Linked DNA regions of Homo sapiens: regions 2, 3, 4, 5 and 6 are each linked to region 1. A link is an interaction called in ENCODE POLR2A ChIA-PET data of the cell type or tissue named here. Cell type or tissue: MCF 10A. All regions are shown on one strand. Each heading gives the region's core, and the rest is flanking DNA. Links, peaks and the distances in the headings are about the cores only. Region 1 holds the start of GOLPH3L (golgi phosphoprotein 3 like). Region 2 overlaps ADAMTSL4-AS1 (ADAMTSL4 antisense RNA 1). Region 3 overlaps ARNT (aryl hydrocarbon receptor nuclear translocator). Region 4 has its middle 16 kb from the start of ENSA. Region 5 overlaps ADAMTSL4 (ADAMTS like 4). Region 6 overlaps ARNT (aryl hydrocarbon receptor nuclear translocator).

Evidence for each region. ChIA-PET counts read pairs that join two places held together with the same protein. Peaks named below come from ENCODE experiments on the same cell type or tissue, not always from the same donor. Only the 100,000 strongest peaks of a DNase experiment are listed, where the experiment ranks them.
Region 2: POLR2A ChIA-PET joins it to region 1 with 26 read pairs; 30 of 35 experiments call an interaction of 5 or more read pairs at or near these places.
Region 3: POLR2A ChIA-PET joins it to region 1 with 11 read pairs; 9 of 35 experiments call an interaction of 5 or more read pairs at or near these places.
Region 4: POLR2A ChIA-PET joins it to region 1 with 10 read pairs; 22 of 35 experiments call an interaction of 5 or more read pairs at or near these places.
Region 5: POLR2A ChIA-PET joins it to region 1 with 80 read pairs; 30 of 35 experiments call an interaction of 5 or more read pairs at or near these places.
Region 6: POLR2A ChIA-PET joins it to region 1 with 16 read pairs; 9 of 35 experiments call an interaction of 5 or more read pairs at or near these places.

The regions. Positions count from the first base shown.
Region 1 is chr1:150,695,157-150,699,939 of GRCh38, reverse strand. It overlaps GOLPH3L (golgi phosphoprotein 3 like), which reads left to right and starts at 2,786. Exons shown (of 5, transcript NM_018178.6): 1 at 2,786-2,948. It overlaps HORMAD1 (HORMA domain containing 1), which reads left to right. Exons shown (of 15, transcript NM_032132.5): 15 at 1,206-1,880. The coding sequence ends at 1,286. In MCF 10A, for the core only: no CTCF peak of the experiment used is centred there; a DNase peak (open chromatin) is centred at 2,629.
Region 2 is chr1:150,566,072-150,570,501 of GRCh38, reverse strand. The region is part of intron 2 of ADAMTSL4-AS1 (ADAMTSL4 antisense RNA 1); the gene reads left to right. It also overlaps the pseudogene RN7SL473P and the pseudogene RN7SL600P. Among named protein-coding and RNA genes, the nearest start is that of ADAMTSL4-AS1, 6.3 kb to the left of the region's middle. RefSeq lists enhancers at 1,982-2,693, 2,795-3,184, 2,694-3,404. In MCF 10A, for the core only: a CTCF peak has its summit at 2,276; DNase peaks (open chromatin) are centred at 741, 1,031, 2,101, 2,611 and 1 weaker place.
Region 3 is chr1:150,818,599-150,823,381 of GRCh38, reverse strand. It overlaps ARNT (aryl hydrocarbon receptor nuclear translocator), which reads left to right. Exons shown (of 22, transcript NM_001668.4): 14 at 37-188. Among named protein-coding and RNA genes, the nearest start is that of CTSK, 13 kb to the right of the region's middle. In MCF 10A, for the core only: no CTCF peak of the experiment used is centred there; a DNase peak (open chromatin) is centred at 2,461.
Region 4 is chr1:150,611,420-150,616,202 of GRCh38, reverse strand. No RefSeq gene overlaps it. Among named protein-coding and RNA genes, the nearest start is that of ENSA, 16 kb to the left of the region's middle. RefSeq lists an enhancer at 4,416-4,710. In MCF 10A, for the core only: no CTCF peak of the experiment used is centred there; DNase peaks (open chromatin) are centred at 2,472, 2,922 and 4,512.
Region 5 is chr1:150,558,918-150,563,700 of GRCh38, reverse strand. ADAMTSL4 (ADAMTS like 4) reads right to left here. Exons shown (of 19, transcript NM_019032.6): 16 at 4,536-4,739; 17 at 4,235-4,414; 18 at 3,796-3,940; 19 at 2,768-3,641. The coding sequence ends at 3,505. It overlaps ADAMTSL4-AS1 (ADAMTSL4 antisense RNA 1), which reads left to right. Exons shown (of 4, transcript NR_104133.1): 3 at 484-599; 4 at 2,479-2,806. Among named protein-coding and RNA genes, the nearest start is that of ADAMTSL4-AS2, 3.6 kb to the right of the region's middle. RefSeq lists enhancers at 575-854, 203-1,056, 1,057-1,908, 1,735-1,914, 2,705-2,894 and 2 more. In MCF 10A, for the core only: CTCF peaks have their summits at 2,623 (motif pointing left) and 3,604 (motif pointing right); DNase peaks (open chromatin) are centred at 1,520, 2,190, 2,550, 3,610 and 1 weaker place.
Region 6 is chr1:150,811,573-150,816,355 of GRCh38, reverse strand. It overlaps ARNT (aryl hydrocarbon receptor nuclear translocator), which reads left to right. Exons shown (of 22, transcript NM_001668.4): 19 at 1-97; 20 at 2,117-2,279; 21 at 3,018-3,184; 22 at 4,246-4,783. The coding sequence ends at 4,335. It also overlaps the pseudogene RNU6-1309P. Among named protein-coding and RNA genes, the nearest start is that of CTSK, 5.7 kb to the right of the region's middle. In MCF 10A, for the core only: a CTCF peak has its summit at 3,057; a DNase peak (open chromatin) is centred at 3,075.

The DNA.
Region 1 (4,783 bases), core at 497-4,496:
AGATGCCCTATGTTGGTTTATTAGTTTTTTCCATGTAAACATCTCCTGTCTCATTCCATGAATGATTTAAAGTAATTGGAGGAATTTATAATATATAAATTAAAAATCAGCTGGGTGCAGTGGCTCATGCCTGTAATCCCAGCACTTTGGGAGACTGAGGCAGGTGGATCACGAGGTCAAGAGATCGAGACCCTCCTGGCCAACATGGTGAAACCCTGTCTCTACCAAAAATACAAAAAAAAAAAAAAATAGCTGGGCGTGGTGGCGCACGCCTGTAGTCCCAGCTACTCGGGAGGGTGAGGCAGGAGAATCGCTTGAACCTGGGAGGTGGAGGTTGCAGTGAGCCAAGATCGCGCCACTGTACTACAGCCTGGCGACAGACCAAGACTCCGTCTTTAAAAAAAAAAAAAATCAGTGCCAGGAAAAATATAAGAGAATATAGAATGAGAAAGTGACAGTACAAGAATACTAAGGCCATTTTGTTTATATAGAACTGAAATTGGGCCACAAATTTGATCTGAGCTTTCTAGAGATCAAAACTGAAGTAGAAGGAGGATAATTTACTAAATACATGTGTTCCCTAAAAATATAGGGTCTCCTCCTAGTACCTCTGGAGAAAAAAATATTTTCCTGACTTAAACCCTATAGTTGTTTCATATTTAGAACCTTATTTTACCAAATCAGATAATGTATTTGCCATTTCTGAGATAATTATTCATATTTTTCCAACTAGATATTTTAGTATTATTAGTAGGTTAGAATTAAACAACTGAAAACCTAAGACTATTTTTAAAACTCAAATGTTAACGTCTCAAGAGTACAAAAGCAAGACATGATTTAAATCGTACATGATTCCAAGGTAGAATGTTTTTCTATTTGTAGTTCATTTTAAAATCTTTTTTCCCTTCTTATTGCTCTGAAATATTTGGCTATTTTGAGGACATAATGTTAAATCTATCTTCTCACTTCTAGAGCAGCCCTACTGAAGATTATACATTTTGCAAGTACATACTTTCAGCAGCCATTGGAAGATGTTAATAATAAATTTTACTCTACTTTTAAGAAACCCAGATATAGTTATGCTAGGTATGCTAGGCATAAATTTTTTTAAAAAGAAGAGAAATCTCAGATACATGAAAAAATCTACAATTAAAGACATTTAAACAGGAAAGTATCTATTCTTAGTAGTTGTTTTCTTTTGACAGGTCCTCCATCACTTTGATTCTTCTAGTCAAGAGTCAGTGCCAAAAAGGAGAAAGTTTAGTGAACCAAAGGAACATATATAAAAATTATTTTTGTTCTGCAGGCTTGCAGAGTTCTTCTCACCATTTAAACTGAAGGACCCTATATTATATTTCCCTAACTCTGAAGATGTATATGTAGTTTAAAGCAGTTTGTACACTAAAACTAAGTTTTTGGCTGACTGTCATATTGTGGTCCTTAATCTTGAGATAAATCCAATAGAACTTTTGAATAAAAGCAAAAGTACAAATGTCATAATTGATTCGGTAATAAGTAAAATTTCAAAATTGATTTTGTTCATTACCTACTTAATATTTCCTTTAAATATATACTAACTGTTAAGGCCCTCTAATGCCATTTTTCTAAACAGTAATGTTTACTTTGGTATTAAAATTTGGTATGGATTCACTTTTTACTTATGTTAAAATTATACCATTTAACTGGCTCTTTTGTCATTGTGCTGTTATTAAAACAATGTTCTTCAATATTTTGACATAATGTATTAACATTTTAATATATAATGTACAATTTAAGAATTGGTGCTTTACCTTTACTATGCTTTTTTTTACAGGACAAAAAGACTGATTTTTAAAGTATGGCATTTTTTGCAGCATAAATAAAATATTGTTCAGTACGTAGGCCCTTTTATCGCTTCTAATTTTTATTTAAGTAGCAGGAAATATGGCTTCATTCATTTGAAAGGCTGGTAGGAGGATGGGGGGATAGGGAATACTAATTTTTAGATGATTTCGGTAGCTATTACTTTGCAAGAAGAGTTGAGCACACTTTCTAGAATTTTTGAGTGGTAGTATGAAAAATGCTGTGCTTTTAATGAGAAACCTGGGAGCTAGTTCCAGCCTTGCCTGCTTTCTTTGCTTTAGAAAAAGGAAGACTTAAAACTTGGTCTGTTTGCCGCTTGTAGTTTCAGCAGCCATATTCCAAAAACATACACATCCATGGGTTTGTCAGTAATAAGCGCTATAGGGAATGCTGGTACATATGCGATGGTAGAAATGTATTCATCCTGTTTAAGGTAAACCATATAAACGTACACAAACTGACCCAGATCATGTTTTTCTGGAACAGTCAAGTCAAGGATAAACTGACTGTCAGAAACAACCAATGTAAAAATATTTATTTATTTTTAGCTGTATTGCTTGGATCCCAACACATCTCACTTAATTGTCCCAGTATACGCTACTACAGCAACACACCTGCTACGCTGAAATTAACCCACAGAAACCTTTCGAGATTGGCAGCCCATGTTAGCTCACTCAGCGCTTTGATTGGCTGGTTTAATGGGGGTGGGGAGCGCAGCCCTCTTTCCTCTCTTCCACCAAGGTTCCTTCATTGGATTGACCAGCTGTCAGGTTGAACGCAAACCTGCCTCCTTTTGGTGGTGTTTGTCTGGATCGCAACAGAATAGCTGGGGGAGAGCCTCCCCCTGTGAGCTCCGATTGGCGGGACTCAACCTTGGTGATTTCTGATTGGCGCAATGAAGAAACACCAAGGTAGGTTGCCTAGTGATCCTGAGGAAGCTGATGTGTTATTCCTTCTCTGCATCGAAGGATCAGGAAGTTTGTGCTCTCTGCGTGGCTAAGTTTTTCACCTACTAGGACGGGGGTGGGGTGGGGAGAACAGGTGTCCTTCTAAAATACAGCACAAGCTACAGCCTGCGTCCAGCCATAACCCAGGAGTAACATCAGGTAAGCAACGAGAAAATTACATTTCCTAACGTCCCTTCCCCCCACCAAAAAAAACCTCTATTTTTTAAAATTATTATTTTATGGGAGGGAAAGGTTTGTATTCATTTGGGCCATTTGTTTTCTTTCAAGTAGGATTTTTAACTAGTAAATGTGCAGATGAAACTAATTTCTCAAAGAAACCGCCCCCTCTCCCCCTCCCCCCCTGCCCCGCGAAGGTTTAAAGTTTCTTGGATTGGTTTAGGAAATAGTCCCTATTCACAGTGCCAGATAGGCTTAGTGCGCTTAAGAATTTATTTCATGGTTCTCTTCCTCCTTCACTTTTCTTCCCACCTCCCATAACAAATTATATTTGAAATATACCCTTGTACAAAAAAACTTTTGTAGCTCACTTCATTTGTATTTCTATTTTAAATGTTCACATGCACTTCTGAGTATTCATTTTAATCAATATAAATTTATCGAGCAATAACAATGTTAAAGACAGTGCTAGTTGCTATGGAGAATATATAAACCCAAGAAGACAATATCCCTGTTCTTAAGAAGTTTACAGTTGAGAGACAGCTATACCAAGAGAAAGACTATAATAAATACTTTAAAGGAAGTGAGTATAAATAAAGCTCTGTGAAACAGCTGAGGGAGTGGCCATGAGACACATAGGTAATAGAAAAGAGGAGGTCACTTAAAGGCCTTCACAAGGCCTTTAAAGAATGGGTAGAATGTAAAGAGGAAGAGAAAAGGGTGAAGACCCCAGCAAGTACAGAGGAGCAGAAGCAGAAAGAAAGCATGAGACATTTTTGAGAAAAAGTCTGGCAACACTACTTATTAGGAGCAATGGGAAATATTGCTAGAGGAGTAGAAACGAGTCCAGTCATAGCAACTCTTAAATACCATTATTTTGATCTTGAAAAAGATACTCCTTTATATAATTGCTGATTTAAAATATTTGTTATATATTATCTTAAAAACTGATATCTAGATTTATATAAAATAAAGTATGCTAACTATAAACTTTATCACAAATGATTTAGTGCAGTTTCTTTTGACCGTAGTACATAGAATAAAAGACATGTTCTTTGACTTTTTTTTTTAAATTGAGAAAATTTGTTAATCTTTCAACACTCTCTTGCCAGTAATTTTTGTTTGCAGCTCCTTGTGTATTTGCAAGATATGGCTAGCTAGGACTAGAGCTGCTAAGTTTACTGACTGTGGAATTACTACACATGATTTTCTGAATGTTATCGTCTAGACTTGTGATCTCCAAAGTGAGTACATGAAATGAGTCATTAGGGTATGGGAAGGAAATATAGAACATGTATTTCTATTTAGTTTTTCGTATTCTTTTTTACTTTCTATTTTTTGTGTTTTTTTATAATGTAGTACCATGGAACGTTTATAGAAATTAGATACAAATTATTATATGCATTTTGGGGCTGGATGCTCACAATTTTTTGTTGTTCCATCTTACTTAACTTGGGATCCATTTTGTGAAAGAGGAGTGACAATGGTGGATATTCACTCCTTCTTTATAGATTATGCAGAAAAAATCAGCAGGTTTGGCCGGGCCTGGTGGCTCATGCCTGTAATCCTAGCACTTTGGGAGGCCCAGGCAGGCAGATCACTTGAGGTCAGGAGTTCAAGACCAGCCTGGCCAACATGGTGAAACCCCATCTCTACTAAAAATACAAAAATTAGCCAGACATGGTGGCGCACACCTGTAATCCCAACTACTCAGGAGGCTGAGGCACAAGAATCACTTGAACCTGGGAAGCGGAGGTTGCAGTGAGCCAACATCGCACCACTGCACTCCCAGCCTGGGCAACAGAGCAAGACTCCCT
Region 2 (4,430 bases), core at 431-4,430, 130 kb after region 1:
GCACTTTGGGAGGCTAAGGCAGGCAGATTGCTTAAACCCAGGAGTTTGAGACCAGCCCAGGCAATATGGTGAAACTCCATCTCTATAAAACATAAAAAAAATTAGCTTGGCATAGTAGCACGTGCCTGTGGTCCCAGCCACTGGGGAGGCTGAGGTGGGAGAAACGCTTGAGCTTACGAAGTCGAGGTTGCAGTGAGCTGAAATTGTGCCACTGCACTCCAGCCCAGGCAACAGAGTGAGACCCTATCTTAACAAAAAAAGAAACACACACACACACAAAGTTTACAATCTAGTAAGAGTCATAGACATGGACAGAAATAATTAGAAGGCACTGTACAAAGCATTGTAGGGTTGGGAAAAAGCAGGGTGACAACTTCTAGACGTAGAGGGTGGTAAAGAAGGCTTCATAAGAAATGTGAGGTTGGACCTTAAAACATGAGTAACGAGGCTGGGCACGGTGGCTCATACCTGTAATCCCAGCACTTGGAGAGGCTGAGGTGGGTAGATCACCCGAGGTCACCAGTGTGGCCAACATGGTAAAACCCCATCTCTACTAAAAACACAAAAATTTGATGAGCGTGATGGTGCACACCTGTAATCCTAGCTTCTTGGGGGGCTGAGGCCGGAGAATCACTTGAGCCCGGGAGGTGGAGGCTGCAGTGATCCGAGATCATGCCACTGCACTCCAGCCTGGGCAACAGAACGAGACTCAAAAAAAAAGATGAGTAAGAAACACGTACCAAAGCATGGAATTGGGAAAGACCCTCTGGGTGTATGGAGATGGGAGAAGCAGGGATGGACTGTGTAGGTAATTTTCTTATTCCATCTTCCTTCCCTGCCTTCTTTCTCTGCTCGCCGCTCTTGGTCAGTGAATACTGTATGACTTCAGTTTTTCCCATCTCAGGCCTTATATAAAAATATTAGAGCCAGGCGTGGCGGCTCATGCCTGTAATCCCAGCACTTTGGGAGGCCGAGGCAAGCAGATCACCTGAGGTCAGGAGTTCGAGGATAGCCTGGCCAACATGGCGAAACCCCATCTCTACTAAAAATACAAAAAAATTAGCTGGGCGTGGTGGCTTATTCCTGTAGTCCCAGCTACTCGGGAGGCTGAGGCACCAGAATCACTTGAACCCGGGAGGCAGAGGCTGCAGTGAGTCATGATCACGCCACTGCACTCCAGCCTGGGTGACAGAGCGAGACTCCATCTCAAAAAAAAAAAAAAAAAAAATTTGGCCAGGCACAGTTGTACGTACCTATAGTCCCAGATATTCTGGAGGCTAAGGCAGAAGAATCACTTGAGCCCCGGAGTTCAGGGCTATAGTGTGCTACGTTGATCTGGTGTTCACGCTAAGTTCTGCATCAATATGGTGACTTCCTGGGAGTGGGGGACCATCAGGTTGCCCAAGTAGGGGTGAACCTGCCTAGGTTGGAAATAGAGCTGGTTAAAACTCCTGTGCTCCTCAGTAGTAGAATTGCACCTGTGAATAGCCACTGCTCTCCAGCATGGGCAACATAACAAGACCCTGCCTCTTAAGATAAAATTTGGAAAACACTGATAGGAAAAAAAGGCTCTTTGGTCTAAATAAGTCTGGACTGGGTATAAATGACACACAACTGGATGGACTGTGTTTAGGAAGTAGAAAAGACTCAATTGCTTCCTGTATCATGTTAAAGTGGTGACCCTAAACACACAATCTCAGGATCATAGCCATCTTTGGATCTAGACTGAAGGAGTTGGCATTGGCAGGCCTGGTTTGAATAAAGTTGCTCTTTTAAGAGCATCACCTAAGGTAGGTCACTGGAGCCTCACTGGTCCTTCACCCTCTAGGTTTTACATAGTCAGGGAAAGGAACCAAGGTTTTGCCTAAGAGCACTATGCTGTCTGCAGAACAGAATTTTAATAAGAGCTTCCAAAAGTTATTTAACTGGAACCCTAAGATACTGAATGGTGGCTTCCACTCTCCCTGATCCTGTTCCCGTGGGAGACTCAACTATTGCTATTCCCATCCTGATTCAAAAAACCAGTTTGCTCTAGCTGCCCAGACTTCCCCACAGGCTGCATTCTTGCCCATGAGCTCATTGTTTTGGCTTCTTTGCCTGTATAAGTCTACTGCCAGTGCCAGAGGTCTCAGCCCGGGGCCCCCTAACTAGCTGGGGCTGCATTCCATTCAGAATTTCACCACCCCCACTTGGTGTTCTTCCCGCCCTCATGTGGTCACATGTGTATGTTTACTCAAGTTAGCCTGGGACAAGGTGTGCTGGGATAGAGAGCCAAAGAAGCAGAGAAGGAAAAGAATGTTTAACTGTTAGGTTTCATCCTGGATTAGATTTCAGTAAAAATGCTTTCAGTTCTGTGCCCTAAAAAATGTTAATTTTCTTGTCTGGTAGGAGGAGCTGGTTTTGAAAATTTTGCTATACATTTCATAGTCTACCCTACTGGGCTGGTTATGACTCTCAGGTATTCAGATTTGAAGGCGAGAATGCGGTTAATTCTCCCTGGGAAACACCGCATTCACATGCATTTTATTCCTGAAGCTCCTATGCCCAGATCTATCAGGCCTGCCTTTCTCAGCTCACAACGCCATCCTTTAGGTTGCCTGGAGCAGTTCCCACCGTCTCCGGCCCTTGGTGGAAATGGGGGGAGGGGAGACAGCTGGCCTGCTGCAAGGGAGCAGCTGTTCGGTTTCACTGCTTTGTTACTGAACTTTCCTGAGGGGAGGATACCTTGTTTATTTCCTTTTGCATGAGAGCCCAAATCTAAGGAAAGTGGGGCACACACCTCAGGTGAAGGGCTATGGGAAGAGCATTTCTCTTACTTTGCAGAGTTTTGGATTAATACTAGATGCTTAAGCGGTATACTCCTTTCCTCCACCCCCCTCTTCTTCATCTGTAAAAACAAAACCAAAAAACAAAACTGCAGGCTGCGGCTGTGGGAGGTGACTTTTTTTCATTTCTCAGAAATCCCTCATGAGGCAAAGCAGAGAAACAGAAAGAGGGAAACAACTTTGTGTCAAAATGAGGTTGTGTGTGTGTGTTTTGAAATGAGGTGGCTTGTTGTCAGCTTTAAGGAACAACAGCTCTGCAGAGGAGCCTGGTGATGGCGGGGAGGAGTGCTGGGCTACCTGCTTCCTTGCCCCTTGCCCCACTTCAAAGCTGGGTAGTTGGGGTCAGGTATGAAACAGGATGGAAGTCGCTGTATCTTCCTTTCCCCATCATGAACCATGAAAGATGTATCAGTGCTACTGTATGAAAGAAAAATTTGACCAGTCGCGGTGGCTCATGCCTGTAATCCCAGCACTTTGAGAGGCCAAGGCGGGTGGATCACCTGAGGTCAGGAGTTTGAGACCAGCCTGACCAACATGGCAAAACTCTCTCTACTAAAAATGGGGGTGGTGGTGTGCACCTGTGGTCCCAGCTACTTAGGAGGCTGAGGCATGAGAATTGCTTGAACCTGGGATGCAGAGGTTGCAGTGATCCTAGATCGTGCCACTGCACTCCAGCCTGGGCCAGTGAGACTATGTCTCAAAAAAAAACTTAGTAAATGCTTGTGGCTTACCATTATACATAAGCCTATGTTTGCAAGACAGTGTACCTTAAACAAAGACCAGGAATACTGTCATTTCCTGGACCCAGGAAAATTGGCCAGGCGCAGTTGCACGCGCTTGTAGTCCCAGATATTCTGGAGGCTAAGGCAGAAGAATCACTTGAGCCCTGGAGTTCAGGGCTATAGTGCGCTATGTTGATCTGGTGTTCATGCTAAGTTCCGCATCAATATGGTGACTTCTTGGGAGTGGGGGACCACCAGGTTGCCTAAGGAGGGGTGAACCTGCCTACGTTGGAAATAGAGCTGGTCAAAACTCCTGTGCTCATCAGTAGTAGAATTGCACCTGTGAATAGCCACCGCCCTCCAGCATGGGCAACATAGCAAGACCCTGCCTCTTAAGATAAAAATTGGAAAACACTGGTAGGAAAAAAAGGCTGTTTGGTCTAAATAAGTCTGGATTGGGTATAAATGACACAAAACTATCATGAATTTGAAAGCATTTCTAATTTCTTGAAAGTCTGAAAAAGTTTAAACAGAATTTTAGCTGAAAAGTCCTGAAAGACATTTGAAAAAAAACAGCAAGAACACTTAAAACTATTCAAGGTTTGGGCTGGGCACAGTGGCTCATGCCTGTAATCCCAGCACTTTGGGAGGCCAAGGCAGGCAGATCACTTGAGGCCAGGAGCTCAAGACCAGCCTGGCCAACATGGCGAAACCCCTTCTCTATTAAAAATACAAAAATTAGCCAGGCATGATGGTGCGTGCCTGTAGTCCCAGCTACTCAGGAGGCTGAGGCAGGAGAATCACTTGAAGCCAGGAGGTTGCAGTGATCCGAAATTGCACCACTGCACTCCAGCCTGGGTGACCAAGCGAGACTCTGTCTCAA
Region 3 (4,783 bases), core at 340-4,339, 120 kb before region 1:
CTATGAGTTCCACTGATGGCATGAAAACTTTTTCAGGTAGTGAAATTAAAAGGCCAAGTGCTGTCTGTCATGTTCCGGTTCCGGTCTAAGAACCAAGAATGGCTCTGGATGAGAACCAGCTCCTTTACTTTCCAGAACCCTTACTCAGATGAAATTGAGTACATCATCTGTACCAACACCAATGTGAAGTATGTATTATACAGGAGTGTGAAAAAACTGTTTTTCCTCTGTTCTCACAACAGAAAACACTTCTGATGCCCTATGTGGGGGGTAAACAATCAAGCAACAACACAAAAATTTAGCCGGGCGTGGTGGCATGTGCCTGTAGTCCCAGCTACTCTGGAGGCTGAGACAGGAGAATCACTTGAACCTGAGAGGTGGAGGTTGCAGTGAGCTGGGATCATGCCACTGCACTCCAGCCTGGGCTACAGAGCGAGACTCCATTTCAAAAAAAGAAAAAGAAAAAAGAAATCAAGCAATCAGTAGTGGACACCAGCTGGGTGTCCTTCCATTCAATTCAGTTCACTATCTACTTGGAGATAGCATCAGATCCCCCAATTTGTGTATGCAGTACCACAAGACTGCTCCCACTTCTGATGCCAGTTGCAAGCCCCAGGTTGTTTTACCTGTGCATCTGACTGACCAGCTGTCTCCCATGACCCCCTACTTGGGTTCAGTCAATTTGCTTGAATGGCTCAGGGAACATTTACCTATGTTTACCAGTTTATTATAAAGGATATTACAAAGGATACTTTGTACATCAGATGAAGAGATAGATAGGGCAAGGTAAGGAGGAAGGAGTGCAGAGCTTTCAGACCCTTTCTGGGTGGGCTACCCTCCGGGGATCTCCATGTGTTTACCTATCAAGAAGCTCCTCAAACCCAGTCCTTTTGGGTTTTAATGGAAATTTCATTATGTAGCCATGAGTGATTAAATCATTGGCCATTGGTAATCAACTTAACCTTAGGTACCGGCTCCCCTCCATGAGGTTGAGGGTTAGGGCTAAAAGTCCCAGCCCTCTAATTTTACCTTGATCTTTCCAGAGATGAGCCCCCATCTTGAAGCTACCTAGGGGTTGCCAGCCCTCAGTCAACTCATTAGCAGACAAAAAGACACTTATCACACTGAAGATTCCAAAGATTTTAATTGGTAAAAATCCAGGTCCACTTATACATGGATTTTTTTCAGTAAATATATTAGAAAATTCTTTTGATATTTGTGACAATTTGAAAAACCCAAAAATAAGCTACATAGCCTGGATATATTGAAAAAATTAGAAAAAGTTAGCCATGTCATACATGAATGTATTAAATATATATAAATTCTAGTCTATTTTATCATTTACTACCATACAACATATACAAATCTATTATAAAAAGTAAAAATGCTGGACAGGTGCAGTGGCTCACACCTGTAATCCCATCACTTTATCACTTTGGGATACCAAGTTGGGATACCAAGTTGAGCAGATCACTTGAGGTCAGGAGTTCGAGACCAGCCTGGCCAACATGGTGAAACCCTGTCTCTACTGAAAAAAAAAAAAAAAAAAAAAAGAAAATACAAAAATTAGCTGGGCATGGTGGCACACGCCTATAGTCCCAGCTACTTGGGAGGTTAAGGTATGAGAATCACTTGAACCTGGGAGGTGGAGGTTGCAGTGAGCTGAGATCGCACCACTGCACTCCAGCCTGGGTGACAGAGGGAGACTCCATCTCAAAAAAAATAAAAATAAAAATGTATCACAACGTATACATACACACCGTTTGTACAATGGCACCATTTGTAGTTGAGAGAAATGTAAACAAATGTAAAGATGCAGTTTTAAATCATAACCGCGTAAAGTTAACTATAGTATATACTGTACTGTTGTAATAATTTGGTAGCCACCTATTGCTCAATTGTTGCCAGTTTGCTTAAAATGCTGTGTGATGCTAATCATCTCTTCATGAGCAATTCACTCCAGTAAATTGCATATTGCAGTAAACAGTGAAATCTCATGGTTCTTGCATATTTTTCATCGTGTTGAGTGCAATACTGAAACCTTGAATAACATTTGGGAACAGTATGAAGTGCCACTAGTGATGCTGGAAGTCTTCCCAAGAAGCAGGGAAAAGTCATGACATTATAAGAAAAAGGTGAATTGCTTGATATGTACTATAGAATGAAGTCTGCAGCTGTGGTTGCTTGCCACTTCATATAGATGACTCATCTTGTAAGTCATCTTGTAAGATGATATAAGCTTATGATAACGATAAATACAGTACAGTGCTGTAAATGCATTTTCTCTTCCTTATGATTTTCTTAATAACATTTTCTCTTTAGCTTTATTGTAAGAATACAGTACATAATACGTACAACATACAAAACGTGTTCAACTGCTTATGTTATTGGTAAGGCTTCTGGCCAACAGTAGGCTATTAGTAGTAACGTTTTGGGAGAGTCAGAAGTTTACAGTCGAATTTTCGATGGCACAGGGGTCAGTGCCCCTAGCCTCCATGTTGAGCAATCAGTTGTATTTCATAATATCACATAGGCATTTTCCAATGTTGGGATTTCTAATGTACCAACTCTTCTTAGTCTTATCAAGCTATCCCTTTCTCCTCTACTTTTCTAGTATTAAACACCATTAGTTTGAAGTTCTTCATTTTCCAGCTTATAGGATTTGGGATAGTTGATCAGAGTAGAGTAAGGTTTTTTTGTTTTGTTTTGTTTTGTTTTGTTTTTTCAGACAGGGTCTCGCTCTGGCACCCAGGCTGGAATGCAGTGGTGTGATCATGGCTCACTGCAGCTTGAACCTCCCAGGCTCAAGTGATCCTCCCACCTCAGTCCCCTGAGTAGCTGGGACTACAGACATCTACCAAGACGCCTGGCTAATTTTTGTATTTTTTGTAGAGATGGGATTTTTCCATGTTGCAGAGTCTGGTCTTAAACTCCTGGGCACAAGCAGTCCATCGTCCTCCCAAAGTGCTAGGATCACAGGCGTAAGCCACTGCACCTGGCCAGAGTAAGATTTTACAAACAATAATTCAGAGACTAGGTCCTGAGATGGAAGGGTTTAGTTTCAATTCTATGTATCAACTCTTTCTGGAAAGGACTATGTTTTGTACACCAGTTTATTGCTCTAGTCTGGCAGGATTTTCCTCTGGAGCAGGGGTAGGCAAGCTCTTTCTATAAGTGGGGCTAGATAGTAAATATTTTAGGCTTTGTGGGCCATGTGGTCTTTATTCCACCTACTCAACTCTGCTGTAGCATGAAAACAGTCATAGACAAATGAAAGAATGGGGCTGTGTTCCAGTAAATCTTTATTTAGAAAAACAGGCAGTGGGCCTGATTTGGTCAGTTTTCTTTAGAGCATAGCTACATCCTCCTCTTTCATTAGTTACTGTTCCTCTCTTTTGCACTTTTCTATTTGAGTTTTCTTTCTCAGTTTCTTTTTTAAAAAGTTTTATGAGATATATTTCACATACCATATACCTCACTCATTTAAAGTATACAGTGTTTTTTAGTATATCACATAGTTATGTAACTCTTACTGCAGTCTAATTTCAGAATATTTTCATTCCCCCAAAAGAAATTCTAGATCAGTTAACAGTCATTCCCTGTTCTTTCCCCCGGCTCTGAAATTCTGTATAACTATGAATCTGTTGTCTTTATAAATTTGTCTATTCTAGACTTTTCGTATAAATGGAATCATAGACTTTGTAATTCCTTTGTAACTGGCCTATTTTACTTAGTATAATGTTTACAGAGGTTATCTGTACTGATACATGTTGTAGCATGTATCAGTACTTCATTTCTTTTTATTGCCAAATAAGATTTCATTGTATGGATATACCACATACTGTCTGTATGTTCGTTAATGGACATTTGGTTGTTTCTACTTCTTGGTTATCAAAAATGCTTCCATATGTAAAATAGGGATAAGGAACTGAAAAAATGCTTTCATGAATATTTGTTTACTAGTTTTTATGTGGATATATGTTTTTATTCTCTTGAATTCCACCCAGGAGTGGAATTGCTGGCCACATAGTAACTCTGTTTTACCTTTTGAGGAACTGCCAAACTGTTTTCCAAAGCTGCCCCATCATTTTGCATTCCCAGGAGCTCTGATTCCTCCACATCCTTGTTAACACTTGTTATTGCCTTTTTTTTTTTATTGTAGCCATCTAGTAGGTATCAATTGTCAGGTTACCACCTTGCCATTTAATCTTTTCTTTCTGTAGAATTGGCCTTGAATCCACCTCTTGAAGATCAGATTATGACTACTTAGCAAATATGAATAATACCTAGTGACAAGTTTTGTCCAATTCAGTCTTTAGAACTTGTAAAGTTTAATTCTTTGCTAACTAACTTAGTATAACAGAGTGGATTGAGTTAGAAATTTTTATTAACTTAGGACTCAAGTGGATGGTCATGGTCATTGTAGTTCTTTATTTTTGTCTCTTTGCATCTTTATATTACACAACAGCCTTCATTTTTGTGTTTCCATTTTGTTTAAATTTTTAAAAATTTAAGTTGTTTGAAGGACTCGAGTTTCTGGAAATAATTGCTTTCTCCATGTTTATGTATCATTTTCCCTACCATGATTAATTTTAATTAGCTTTTAGGGATTTGTTTGTTTGTTTGTTTCATTGAGACAGTGTCTCACTCTGTCACCCAGGCTGGAGTGCGGTGGCGCTATCTCAGCTCACTGCAACCTCCGCCTCCCAGGCTCAAGCAATCCTCCCATCTGTCTCCTGAGTATCTGGGACTACAGGAGCCCGCCACCACGCCTGCTAATTTT
Region 4 (4,783 bases), core at 515-4,514, 84 kb after region 1:
ATAGAACTAAGTAATATGGAGAGGTTTTGTGGTTGTTTTAGGATGGGAATAATTCAGGCATATTTATTGAAAGAGTGAAAGGAATAAGTAAAAGCTGGAGCTCAGTAGAGAATGATAATAACCAAAAAGCAGGGTTCTGAAGAGAAAGGAGGTGAAATGAGCACAGGTGGATGTGGTTTAGTTACATGGTCTACTTCTGCAGACGTTTGCTGAGCACTTACCGTGTGCCAGCCACTCTACTAGGTGGTGGGGTTAGTCTACTTGGGAAGCCAACTGAGTGAGAAAGTGGTCTCAAGTAGGACTATATATGCCTCATCCTGCTGGAGACTCAAGGCGAAAATATAACAGTAAACTCCCAGCTGATTGTTTTTGACTGGGGCTAAGTAATTTATAGGAGTCGTTGTCTGACAGCTTTAGTCAGACTTGTAAAGTAGGATGTTAGAGAGGTGGGAGTGTAAAAAGTATAGCCATAAAAGGACATAGAAGAGAGGAGGGGCGGAGCCCAATGACTCAGGCGCCTATAATCCCGACAGTTTGGGAGGCTGAGGCAGGAGGATTGCTTGAGTCCAGGAGTTCCAGACCAGCCTGGACAACATGGTAAGAACTCATCTGTACAAAAAATAAAAGCCAGGCATGGTGGCACACGCCTATAGTCCCAGCTACTTGGGACGGTGAGGTAGGAAGATCTCGAGCCCAGGACGAGACTGCAGTGCACAATTATCGTGCTTGTGACTAGCCACTGCACTCCAGCCTGGGCAACATAACCAAACCCCATCTCTTAAAAAAGGTGGGGAGGGGTGGTTAGGAAGCAAGCAATGTTGAGGTTCTAACAGATTGGTACCATGAACATGTAATGGTACCAATCCATATCTTTGTGCTATTTTCTCTAGAAGCACCTAGCTCCCTGGGTACAAGAGCAGGGACGACATTATTGTTTAGATCCTGAGTCAGGATTTGTAGACAGATAAAGTATACTAAGAAGGAAGCAAGGGGATGAAAGTGCTGGTGAAAGATTAAAGAATCTCTCTGATTATAGCTAGATAAGAAAATAGGCTAAGGAAGTTGTGATAAACTGGTCAAGCCAGGCGCGGTGGCCCACACCTGTAATCCTAGCACTTTGGGAGGCTGGGGTGGGTGGATCATGAGGTCAGGTCAGGAGTTTGAGACCAGCCTGGCCAACATAGTGAAACTCCGTCTCTACTAAAAATACAAAAAATTAGCTGGGTGTGGTGGCGTGCGCCTGTAATCCCAGCTACCAGGGAGGCTGAGGCAGGAGAATCTCTTGAACCCGGGAGGCAGAGGTTGCAGTGAGGCAAGATTGCGCCATTGCACTCCAGCCTGGGCAACGAGCAAAACCCTGTCTCAAAAAAAAAAAAAAAAAAAAAAAAAAAAAAAAAAACCTCTGGTCAAGAGAATTCTTTGTTTCTTTCTCTATTATTTATTTATTTTTAAGAGAACTCTTTATAAGGTCAAAGAGCAGATGATTTAGAAGCAGAAATGATTAACCTGGAAGTTCAAAACATTGTAGCAAGAATATAAAATTTTAGATTGGAGCCAGGTGGTGGCTCATGCCTGTAATCCCAGCACTTTGGGAGGGGAAGATGGCTTGTGCCCAGGAGTTCGAGACCACCCTGGGCAACAAAATGAGACCCCCATCTCTACAAAAAAATTAAAAAATTAGCCATGCATGATGGCATGCACCTGTGGCCCCAGCTACGTGGGAGGCTGAGGCTGGAGGATAGCCTGAGTCCAGAAGGTGAAGGCTGCAGTGAGCTGTGTTTGCACCACTGCACTCCAGCCTGGGCAACAGAATGAGACTCTGTGTATAAATAAATAAAACTAAGAGAGTTCTCACATCGAGCTGTGAAGGTAGTTTGCTAATTTATCTGGGGTTTTGCTGTTATCTTTTGTTAAAAATCAACTTGCTGGGGTGAGGTGGCTCACATCTGTAATGCCATCACTTTGGGAGGCTGAAGGGGGAGGATCACTTGAGTACAGGAGTTTGAGACCAGCCTGGGCAATGTAAGGAGACCCTGTCTGAAAAATTAAAAAAAAATAGCCAGGCGTGTTGTCATGTGCCTGTAGTTCCAGCAATGGCAGGCTGAGGTGGGAGCATCGATTGGGCACAGGAGGTTGAGGCTGCAGTGAGCTGTGATTGCACTGCTGCACTCCAGCCTGGGCAACAGAGCAAGACCCTGTCTCAATAAATAAAATAAAGTAGCATCAAATTGATACATATCCTAGAGTAGTTATCTTTTTTTCCTCTGAGCTCCAACAAGAAACAACAGTATTTACATTTTTAACTGGAGACAAAACTCTGCATAGGAGAAATTCAAACATCAGCAGACATATGAGGGCGTTTTTTGGCAGAGGCAACTTACTGTCAATAAAGTCTCACCCCTGGTGAACGCCACCTGCTCACACGTACAAAAGGAAAGTCATTTAGTGATCATGAATCCTGGTTTGACGTTAAGGTCCATGTCTGAAGTGTCGTTTATGATTAGGGAAGTCTGAGTCATCCTTAGGCTTCCTCTATTGCATTTGAGTCATTTCCTTTTTTACAGACCCAAACTGTACAGCCCAGGATATTTCTTAAATGTCCAAAAGTACAGAGTTTTGGAACTAAAGGGACATTCGAGATCATTGAGTTCAGTGTACTCGTTTTACAAATGGTGAAACTAAGGCCAAGAGGAGCATGCCTTTGCCTGATTGCACAGCCTCTGTGGGGCAGTTTTGCCTATACCAAGAAGGGTATAGGAAAATACCCTATTCTCTAGAACCAGCTGATTTCACAGCAAATTTGGATTCTGGCTTGAATTTATTTTTGTCAGAAGTAAACTAAAAATACTTGGTCTGAAAGTCTGAGAGGGACTCAGGGCCCAGGGGAACAAGCAGGCATCTCTGGTATATCCCCCTCAAATAGTTTTTTGTTTGTTTGTTTTAGACAGAGTGTTGCTCTTGTTTCCCAGGCTGGAGAGCAATGGCGCAATCTCGGCTCACTGCAACCTCCACCTCCTAGATTCAAGCGATTCTCCTGCCGCAGCCTCCCAGGTAGCCATCACACCCAGCTAATTTTTTGTATTTTTAGTAGAGATGGGGTTTCATCATGTTGGCCAGGCTGGTCTCGAACTCCTGATCTCAGGTGATCCACCCACCTTGGCCTCCCAAAGTGTTGGGATTACAGGCGTGAGCCACCATGCCCGGCCCCCCTCAAATGGTTTTATCTGTCACACTGGTGCTCCTGCAATGGACAAAGGAGACGTTTCCTGTAGGACCAGCATCTCTTTACTCAGGTTTTTCAATCTTGGAACTGCTGACATTTTGGGCCAAGTAATTCTTTGTTGCAGGGACTGTCCTGTGCATTTCAGGATGTTTAACAGCATCTTTGTCCTCTACCCATTAGTTGCTTAGTCAGAATAATCAGAAAAGTCCCCAGACATTGCCAAATGCCCCCTGGAGTTGCCTGGTTGCCTGGTTGAGAATCACTATGCTTAAGAAAGGGGCTCTTGTTGTAATCCCAGCACTTTGGGAGGCCGAGGCGGGAGGATCACGAGGTCAGGAGATCGAGACCATCCTGGTTAACACAGTGAAACCCCATCTCTACTAAAAATACAAAAATTAGCTGGGCATGGTGGCATGCGTCTGTAGTCCCAGCTACTCGGGAGGCTGAGGCAGGAGAATGGCATGAACCCCGGGAGGTGGAGCTTGCAGTGAGCCGAGATCGCGCCACTGCACTCCAGCCTGCGTGACAGAGAGAGGCTCCATTTCAAAAAAAAAAAAAAAAAAAGCGGGGATGGGGGGCTGTTTTAACTCAGGTCTGGGCCCACTTAGTCCTCATGGCAGTATCTATTCTTATTCCTGCATCTCCATGCCTAGCTGCCTTTTTCTCACCTTTCTTTCTGGGGCTACCACACCTTTATCAGATGAGATCCTCCAACCTCTCTCTACCCTCAGTATCTCCAAAAGTGCCACCTGGGTTGAAAATGAGAAGCAAAAGCATCTACCCTTCCCCCTCTTGCACCAAGGGTATACCCTAATTAGATAGGAATTTACATAATTGGTAAAAATAAGATATCATGGGCTGGCCACAGTGGCTCACACCTGTAATGCCAGCATTTTGAGAGGCCGAGGCACGAGGAATTCTTCAGCCCAGGAGTTTGAGACCAGGCTGGGCGATGTAGTGAGACCTTGTCTCTACAAAAAAATTAAAAATTAACTGAGTGGTGGCAGGCGCCTGTAGTCCCAGCTACTCGGGAGGCTGAGGCAAGAGAATTGCTTGAACTTCGGAGGAAGAGGTTTAAGTAAGCAAAGATTACACCACCGCACTCCAGCCTGGGTGACAGAGCCAGACTCTGTCTCCAAAACAAAAGACAAAGTGCATACAAGGCTCAGCTCTTAACAATGACTGCTGTGAGTCAAGGAAAGACCCCTTCCTTGAGGGTGTGCTGGGAGGGGATAGATGAGGGCATACCAAGAGAACCTTTGCCTTTTTTGCGCAATTTCCCCTTGACTCAGCGGTCCCACTTCCCTTCCCCAGCCCACACTTGTCCTCACCAGTGCTTGTATTTAGAAATGCAAGCCCGTGTTGTCATAGAAAAACAGAAACCAGATGGTTGCTATGGAGATTTGTTTAAATACACACCTAGAACATGGCCCAGACTCTGGCAGTGGTGAGTAGCAATTCTTGCTAGGACCTGCATTTTTCTTCCTCTTAATTTGCTGTTTTCCCACCCTTTTCTATTCTTGCTACATTTTCATGCTTCTCACTCCTGCTCCAAAATGC
Region 5 (4,783 bases), core at 431-4,430, 140 kb after region 1:
TTTCCCAGTCTCCTAGGTCAGGAAGCCCAAAAGTCAGATTCAGGGTTTATGCTGGCTACTTTGAGGTTAACCCAAACTTTTTCTGTCTCTTGTTGACAGACTTAGACTTAGGTACTTTCCTGAGGCTTTCTACTTCCTTTAGACGGTGTCTCTGCCCTTTAAAGCTGACAGCTCTTCATCACCTACCTGTGGCAAACCACCTCTACTTGAAACACACACCTCCCCAAACCATAATTTCTACGGTAGCATGATTCTCCATGGTTCAAAGAGAGGAGAGGGCTTCCTGGGTCAGTTTACTCTGGTGGGGAAGATGCTAACATGAAGTCTCTATTTGTAAACCTGGGGACAAGGGGAGAGCAAGGAATGAGAGAGGGTCTGGCTGGAGAGAATCTGGAGGGAGGCTCTCCTGGCATCTTGTTCTCTCTACACCCCACCACCCTCCATGTCCATCTAGAGTCTCCCACCAGAGCTCTTCTCTTACAGGTTTCCTGGGAGAAGGTGGCTTAAGGCTGAGACACTTATGCCCTGGGCCAGCCACTGGATTCCTGTGCTCTGCTTCACTCCTAGTTACCAGAAAGGTGGAATCTGGATGAGTGGAGGTGAGGAGAAGGTTCAAACTCTCCACCAGACCCATGCTGCAGCTGTGAGCACCTGCTTACAGGGAGGCCTGGGGGTTGGGGAAGTCCAGGAGCTAAATTTAGTCCAAAAGCTGCAACTTAAATTGGGTGGGTATTTACCCTGGGGAAGCTGGGAGGGGGAGGGGAGAGGAATCCTGACCCAGCTGAACTTGTGAGAGCACAGATCACCCCTAGTGTCACTGATACTCAAACCACAACCCCCTCCCCCAGCACACCCTCAGAAAGGAGGCATCCTCAACAATTTGCAGGCCTTTTGCATGCTTGATCTCTCTTGTGCATATCAAGTTTGTTCCTATCACCACCCCACCCTCATCTCAATTCTCAGGGGTCCAGTTCCTCTGAGTCCTTCCCTAAATTCCCACTAGTGCACCAAACCCAGGGGCCCTCCCCACATTCCTCTGCCCTCAGGCTGCAGCTTCTGCTCTCCCAAGTCCCCCCAGAGGGTTTCAGAGGTCAGCGAACAGGTGTCTGGCCACACTACTCCCCTCTACGGGGCCAAGAAAAGGGATTGCTTGGGGTCGGGTTCCCTTTCCTGAGAACTTCCGCATTGACCCCATAATGACCTCAGTGACCAGAGGAAGGAATCCTTAGGGGCTGCACTGAGTCCTAGCTCTAAAATAAGAGGGGAAAGGGAGCAGACCCCCAGAGGAGAGCCCACCTCCTGAGAGGTCAGAGGCTGGAGGCCGAGAGGGAGCTCATGGGCGGGCAGAAAGAGAAAGGGGGTGCTGAAGCCGGGGAGCCCTGCGAGGGGCTGCGACCGCACCTCCACCTGCGATTGGTTCTCAGGCTCAGGGCAAACGCCAAACCTGCCCAGCAACAGCCCTGAGCAGAGGGAGGGGAGCTTCGGGGAAGTCAGCTGAGCCGGCACCGCCCAGCTCTGGGCTTCCAGGAATCGCTGGGAGGGCCCCAGCCTCCACCCCACCCCTCCCTGGGTCTCAGGACTCTGCCTTCGGCCTTCTATACCTACTGGGCGGGCTCGGATCCCGTTTCCCTGGCCCCCCACATCTGTGATTCCCTGCTGAGGCCTCTTTAGGCTCAGCAGAGACGTTGGAACTGGGCTTTCCTTGTGGCCCCCTTTCCTCGCTCCCTGCCCTGGGCTGACGTCAGTTTTATCTTCCTTCTCCATTCCCTTTTGCCTCCTTCCCCACTCGCTCTCCTCTTAAGATGTCCAAATTCTTCCTTCTCAGCCACTTTCAACCCAGAGAAAGCCCGAGTCCCAAAGCAACAGGAAGATGTGCGGGGGACCGCGAGTGTGGGGACATCCTGCCGCCTCGGGCAACTCTGTCGTCCCCCACAGGGTTCAGGTGCTCAGAAAACAGCAGCCACTGAGTTCACTGTTTCCGCAGGCCCCGTATTCCCGGCCGTGCTCAGCTGGGCTTGTGGAGTCGCGAGCGGGGGCGCTCCTGCGGCACCGCCCCTCCTGGGCAGCCCGGCTTCCAGGAGAGACTCGGCCTCAGTCTCCGAATGGCAGGGGTCTGGGAGAGGATGTGATGGCAAAGGCCTGCCCCTCTCAGGCCGCCTCTAGCAAGTTCTCTACCTTGAGAGAAGCGAGTAGGAGGAGGAAGGAGGCCAGGCTGAGCCATCTCTGAGGAATGTGGCTTTGGCAGGACATCCAGTGCTGCCCCGCTCCTCCCTCAGCCCCGCCCAGGGCCCTGGAGCCGGGCCGGGCTCCTCCTCCTCCAGGGGAAGGGCTCGGGGCAGGAATCCCTTCCCTTTCCCCACCCCAGAAGAAGCCCCAGAGCGTAGGGATATGCGTACGGCAGAAAGGGAGACAGAAGGCAGGGCTAGAGAAAGGGAACAGGAAAAAAGAGCTTCGACAAGCCAACTGCCCTTCGCTCAGGCCCCAGCGGAAAGGCGCAGATACCCGGAGACTTCCCAGAGAGACTCGACCCACCAAAAAGCGCACCGCGGCCGCGCAGCCCTTCCTTCAGCTCTGGAACCCAGCGCCCCACACCTCAAATGGGAGAACTGGTGACCTCTAGTGGCCCATGACCAGCCTGCAGGGCCTGGGGCTGGCGGGGATTCTCTGACCCAAACTCTCCTGGGCTCTAATGCTGTTCCCCTGCCCACCCTACCTTCTGCCTTCACACTGCTGAGGGGTCCATAGCCGACAAGGAAGAGCTCATTTCTCATTTGTCATGACCATCTTTAATAAAAAATAAATTAGTTCTGGGTGGGAACCATTTCAGGAGGCAGGGAGTGGGGCTAGGGGCTGGGCGGGGTGGTGGGGGAGCGGATGCTCACATTTCTCTTTTTCACCCTCTGCCCAGCTGGGCCTTGCTCTGGAGAGGCAGTCTCTTTCCTCCTGCCTTCCTGAGTAAGGCAGGATTGGCAGTGGCTGACCCCAGCCCTAGCTAATTAGGGAGGCAGGGGCAGAGATACTAGGCAAATGAGAAGGGGTCAGAGACACAGGGCGGCTTAGAAGATGTGAGGTCTGAACATGAGAAATGAGGCTTAGGGCACAAAACTGGAGTTGGTGGGGAGACCACACTCTAAGTAGCTCAGATTAGCAAGGAACTGCAGACTTGCTTTCCTTTCCACCTAGGAAAGTCTCAAGGAAACAGGTCTTGTCCTTCTCAGTCTGTGTAACCTCTTTTTGAAAAGTGATACACGTTTGAGCACACACATATCCATGCAGTCCCAAAAGCACACCTGAGGCATATGTGCACACACCCATCACACCACCACATGGGCCTGACCACAGCCCTGAAAGTCACTTTGTGTCAGTCACCTTGCCACCCTCTGTCACCTGGAGGACATCCCTGCTGAGACTGGGACAGGCTGGAGAGCCAGGGGGTTCAGAGTGGGCCGATCAATGGGTGACCGATGGTGGCACAGAAAACCGTGAAGGTGCCCCGGACCCCTTTCAGGAGGGATCCTGGGGAGACCGCTCCAGGACATGTGCGCAAGAGCGGCAACAGGTGGCTGTGTAGTAGGGGTAGACGCAGAGCCGGGCCTGTACCACCAGGGGGCAATGTGGAGAGCTGTCCTTGCATTGATCATCTGGGGACAGAGGAGGCCAGTGGGCACAAGAGAGTCACCAGGACCCACCCGTCTGGGAATGGGTGTGCTGCCCATTCCCACTGGTCCTTTCTCATCTCCTCCCATACTTCAGCTAATCCACTGTATTGGGGATTGGGGAGAGGGGGCTCTTTACCAGGGCGCTGGCTGCAGGGTTGGCTGTTACAGGGGCGCTTCCTGGAGGGCCGCAGTTGAGGAGGGCATCGGGTGCTGAGGGTCTGGTTGGTGCTCAGGCACTGGACCTCCCGTGTCTGCGTTCCCCCTTGGCAGGAGCGAGAACACTGGGGCGACCCCAGCCATCATATCAGACCTTTGCCAGGCCCGGGATTCTCCTTAACCCCTGGCTGCCACCTCTCTCCCCAAAAGGTGGTGGTGGGGACCCTCCTAGGACATTGTGAAATCCCAAATGGAGAGGGCCCATCTTTCCTCCAAGTCTATAAGAAGTAGGACAGTGGTAACGCTTGGCTGGGCTTATTCTGGGGCACAGAGAGACCTGGAGGGGGTACAGCGAGAGGAGCTCCCCTCCCCTAGGGGCCCAGGCTGAGCAGGGCAGGACAGCGCAGCCAGACACTCACTGGGCTCCAGGGCGTGGAAAACCATCGGTCCTGGCAGGCCTGCCCTTGACAGGGCTGCAGGGCAGGGGGCCTGGGGAGGTGAGAACAGTTGCTCGGAGAAGTCACGTTGAACTCCGTCCCCAGTTTGGATACACAGATGATGTCTCTACGCTGTGTGCCAGAGCCACATTCGGAGGAGCACTAGTGTAGGGGGAGGGCAGGGTGATGAGGGGAGGGGAGGACAGAGAGCACCCCAAGTGCCCACAAGGAATCCCACTGGGACTGGCACCCCCTTCCTGCTCTCAGCAGGCGCTCAGCTTACCTCACCCCAGGGCCCTGTGTACCAGCGCCAAGTTCTCTCACAGGGCCCCAGGCTGCAGGCGCGCATGTCAGGGGGCCGGCTTCCTGTTGGACAGCTCTGCCCAGTTCCTGCTCCTGCTTCCCCCTGGCCTGGCCCGAGGGCTGCCCCACTCCCAAGGCAGACCACAGAGCGCCGCTGGATTCCCGTCCCACACTCGGCTGAGCACTGCGGAGGAGGAGAGCGGCCTGTGTGAGGGGCCTGCTGGTGAC
Region 6 (4,783 bases), core at 784-4,783, 120 kb before region 1:
AGGACAGATGTTGGCCCAGATTTCCCGCCACTCCAACCCCACCCAAGGAGCAACCCCAACTTGGACCCCTACTACCCGCTCAGGCTTTTCTGCCCAGGTAAAACTTATCATCTGTGTGTTCCCTGTGTATTATTTTTTGTTTGTTTGGGCTTTTTTCCGTATGTAAAATCAGTGTTTTCTATTTTAAATACCTTCTCCCCAACCCCTGTTCTCCGGTTTCCAATTTCCATCTTTGTTGAGAGTAGCTAATTAAAAATCACAGATAATAAAAAAAAATCTCAGTAGAGTCTGTGGTTTTCACCTTAAATCAGAATTGCTCACTTGGAACGTTTTGAGCACGTCTGATTTTCAGATTTGTTTTGGAGTAAATTCTAAGATGTTTCCTCTTTGTTTAGGACTCCATAAGGCAGGAGCAAAGGAGAAAATTAATGACTAACTTACAGTGATGTCTGTTTACAAAAAAGTTGAAAAATTCTTTTTTTTTTTTTTTTTGAGACAGAGTCTTGCTCTGTCGCCCAGGCTAGAGTGCAGTGGTGCGATCTTGGCTCACTGCAAGCTCTGCCTCCCGGGTTCACGCCATTCTCCTGCCTCAGCCTTCCAAGTAGCTGGGACTTGTACAGGCGCCCGCCACTGCGCCTAATTTTTTTTTTTTGTATTTTTAGTAGAGATGGGGTTTCACCATGTTAGCCAGGATGGTCTCAACCTCCTGACCTTGTGATCCGCCCACCTCAGCCTCCCAAAGTGCTGGGATTACAGGCGTGAGCCACCGCGCCTGGCTGAAAAATTCTTTTTTTTTTTTTTTCTTGAGACAGACTGTCACTTTGTTGCCCAGGCTCTGGAGTGCAGTGGCGCGATCTCGGCTCACTGCAAGCTCCGCTTCCTGGGTTCATGCCATTCTCCTGCCTCAGCCTCCCGAGTAGCTGGGACTACAGGGTGCTCGCCACCACGCCTGGCTAATTTTTTGTATTTTTAGTAGAGACGGCATTTCACCGTGTTAGCCAAGATGGTCTTGATCTCTTGACCTCGTGATCCGCCCTCCTCGGCCTCCCAAAGTGCTGGGATTACAGGCATGAGCCACCGCATCCAGCCGAAAAATTCTTTTATAATATTCATATATATAATATAACGCACAATAAATACACTGTCTAAAGAAAGATTCTTTAATATTACTATATATTTATGTTATACAAGTAATAGTTTTAAAAAGTCAAAACCAAAAGCAGGTTCCAGAATGTTATATGCAATACGATCTCAATTGTGTACAAAATGCATGAGAAAATAGAAACTGGAAGAAATTATCCAAACATGTTAACCATGGAATTATGAATGATTCTTATTTTCTTTATATTTTCCTTCACTTTCTGAATATTCTATAATGCATATACAGAACTCTCATGAGAAAATAGTTTTTATAAAAAATACATCATTAGGAACAAATGAATGCAGAACAGACAGAATAATGGTGCAGAGTAGTTTTTCTCTGCATATGGTACTTTTTTTGTTGTTTGTTTTTTTGAGACAGAGTCTCGCTGTTGCCCAGGCTAGAGTGCAGTGGCGCGATCTTGGCTCACTGCAACCTCTGTCTCCCGGGTTCAAGTGATTCTCCTGCCTCAGCCTCCTGGGTTGCTGGGATTACAGGCACGTGCCACCATGCCCAGCTAATTTTTGTATTTTTAGTAGAGACGGGGATTTCACCATGTTGGCCCGGCTGGTCTGGAACTCCTCACCTCAGGTGGTCTGCCTGCCTTGGCCTCCCAAAGTGCTGGGATTATAGGCATGAGCCATGAGCCACCCCGCCTGGCCTGCATATAATACTTTACTGTTATGAATGCCTCTAGTTTTATATAACTTCACAGTTTATAAGATGCTTTCATTTAATTCTTACAATTTTTATTAATCCCATAGTTCATTGCTTTTTTGTAATTTTATCTCAGCTGCCTAAAAAATAGTGTCAAGAGAGATTGAGAGTTAATTGGAAGAAATATACAATAGGAAATAAGTGATGAGCTTGGTTCAGAAGGATGCAGTGATTGACAGTGTTGACTCTCATAGGCATGGTATGTGCAATGATGTTAATGCTGTATTTGTTCTATATCCCCTCTCCATCTCTCTTTAGCAGGTGGCTACCCAGGCTACTGCTAAGACTCGTACTTCCCAGTTTGGTGTGGGCAGCTTTCAGACTCCATCCTCCTTCAGCTCCATGTCCCTCCCTGGTGCCCCAACTGCATCGCCTGGTGCTGCTGCCTACCCTAGTCTCACCAATCGTGGATCTAACTTTGGTGAGTCCAGACCATAAGGAGAGTAACAGGAAAATCGCACCACTAAAGAGAAAGGATTTGGTAGTTAAAGTTGTTTGCCTGTGTTGTGGGTACACTGACCTGATTGTAGGGAAATGCAAGGTGACAATCTATTTAGAATTTAAAACCTACCAGCTGGGTGCGGTGGCTCACGCCTGTAATACCAGCACTTTGGGAGGCTGAGGCAGGCGGATCACTTGAGGTTGGGAGTTCAACCCCAGCCTGACCAACATGGAGAAACCCTGTCTCTACCGGGTGTGGTACCGCATGCCTGTAATTCCAGCTACTCGGGCGGCTGAGGCAGGAGAATCGCTTGAACCCAGGAGGCAGAGGTTGCGGTGAGCTGAGATCGCGCCTTTGCACTCCAGCCTGGGCAACAAGAGTGAAACTCCGTCTCAAAAAAATAAAAAATAAAAAAAAAAAACTACCCACATGAAAAATACTTTAGCACATATAACAAAAATCATGTGAATTTTTATACATTTAATAGTATGCACATTTAACCTAAATGAGTAAAGAACTCTATGGAAAGGCTGCCTGGAGAAGAAGAATTAATTTAGGGCTGAGTTTTGAGATAGAAAAGGCATTGATTGGCAGAGAGAAGGACAGAGTTATCCTAGGTAAAATTAATGGCTTACCTATAGTTGTTTACTTGTGGCATTAGTACACAATGGAATTGTGTAGATTGGAGTTGTTTATTCTTCCTTGCTGTATTTCTAGCTCCTGAGACTGGACAGACTGCAGGACAATTCCAGACACGGACAGCAGAGGGTGTGGGTGTCTGGCCACAGTGGCAGGGCCAGCAGCCTCATCATCGTTCAAGTTCTAGTGAGCAACATGTTCAACAACCGCCAGCACAGCAACCTGGCCAGCCTGAGGTCTTCCAGGTAAGAGAGTGAAAAGACTTTCAAAAATTAGAAGCTGGGAGAGAAAGGGTCCAGGAGGAGGAGAGACAGTGAAGGAAGCATGCCTGGATTGAGGTGTTTGGTTGGGGGTATATGTGAGAAGACAGAGAGGGATAAATGTAGGGATCACTGTCAGTTATTGAAAAGATTGCAGAAGCTAGATGCAGTGGTGCTTGTGTATATGATGTCAGCCCCTTAGAAGGCTGAAGCAGGGGATCACTTGAGGCCATGAGTTCAAAGCCAGGCTGAGCAACTAGCCTGATCCTGTCCCTGTCAAACAAACAAAAAAGGAGTATGAATTGAGTGTGATACATACCATTTAACCAGAACAGACAAATTTAGCACCATAGGAAGATGCCAAAGAAAGTTACTTTAGCTCATTCAAATAGCTCCATATACCCAAGTCACAGTAGCTTTGGGTTTAAAAGAGACAGAATGATTAAAAATAAAAAGTAGTGCTCGCTTCAGCAGCATATATACTAAAATTGGAATGAATATAGAGAAGATTAGCATGGCCCCTGCGTAAGGATGACACACAAATTCATGAAGTGTTCCATTTAAAAAATTATAAAAAGTAAATGAAATAGAACATAATGATTATAGCCATAATGGTCTATTTACACAAGTCCTGAGGGACTGCAAGAGTGAATGGAGTAATCTTAGGCAGGACAAAGGAAGAGCTGGTTTAAAGCAAAGATTGAAAGAAAGCAAAACAGGTCTTGGTGGAAAACAAATAGGATAAGAGACTCCATATATGTCTATAGGGGGTTATATGAAATACAGCAAGCAGATTTTTCTCCCTTTGAAAATATTGAGAACTAGGAAAAGGAAAAAGGTGGAACTGTAGGAGGAAGACAGAAGGGATTAGGAAAAAAGGCTGCGATCTAAAGGAGTCAAAGTTGTTGGAAGTAAGGAAGGCTAAGAGCTCAGCACAGCAAAGACTCGGGGTCAGGGATGGTAGTGCAGGGGAATGGTGGAGTAGAACTTGGTAAGTGTAAGAGATCAAGGTGTGTGACCCAAACTTAATCTTTTTCTTTTATCAGGAGATGCTGTCCATGCTGGGAGATCAGAGCAACAGCTACAACAATGAAGAATTCCCTGATCTAACTATGTTTCCCCCCTTTTCAGAATAGAACTATTGGGGTGAGGATAAGGGGTGGGGGAGAAAAAATCACTGTTTGTTTTTAAAAAGCAAATCTTTCTGTAAACAGAATAAAAGTTCCTCTCCCTTCCCTTCCCTCACCCCTGACATGTACCCCCTTTCCCTTCTGGCTGTTCCCCTGCTCTGTTGCCTCTCTAAGGTAACATTTATAGAAGAAATGGAATGAATCTCCAAGGCTTTTAGGACTGTCTGAAAATTTGAGGCTGGGTGAAGTTAAAACACCTTTCCTTATGTCTCCTGACCTGAAATTGTATAGTGTTGATTTGTGCTGAGATCAAGAGGCAGGTTAGAAGAACCTGACATCCACTGTTTGCCTTGGATAGTATGGCTTGTTTTTGGAAAGAAATTCTGAAGAGAGTGGAGGAGAGGAGAAATGTCCTCATATTTGAGGACCATGAAACATTGTAGGTATATATGGG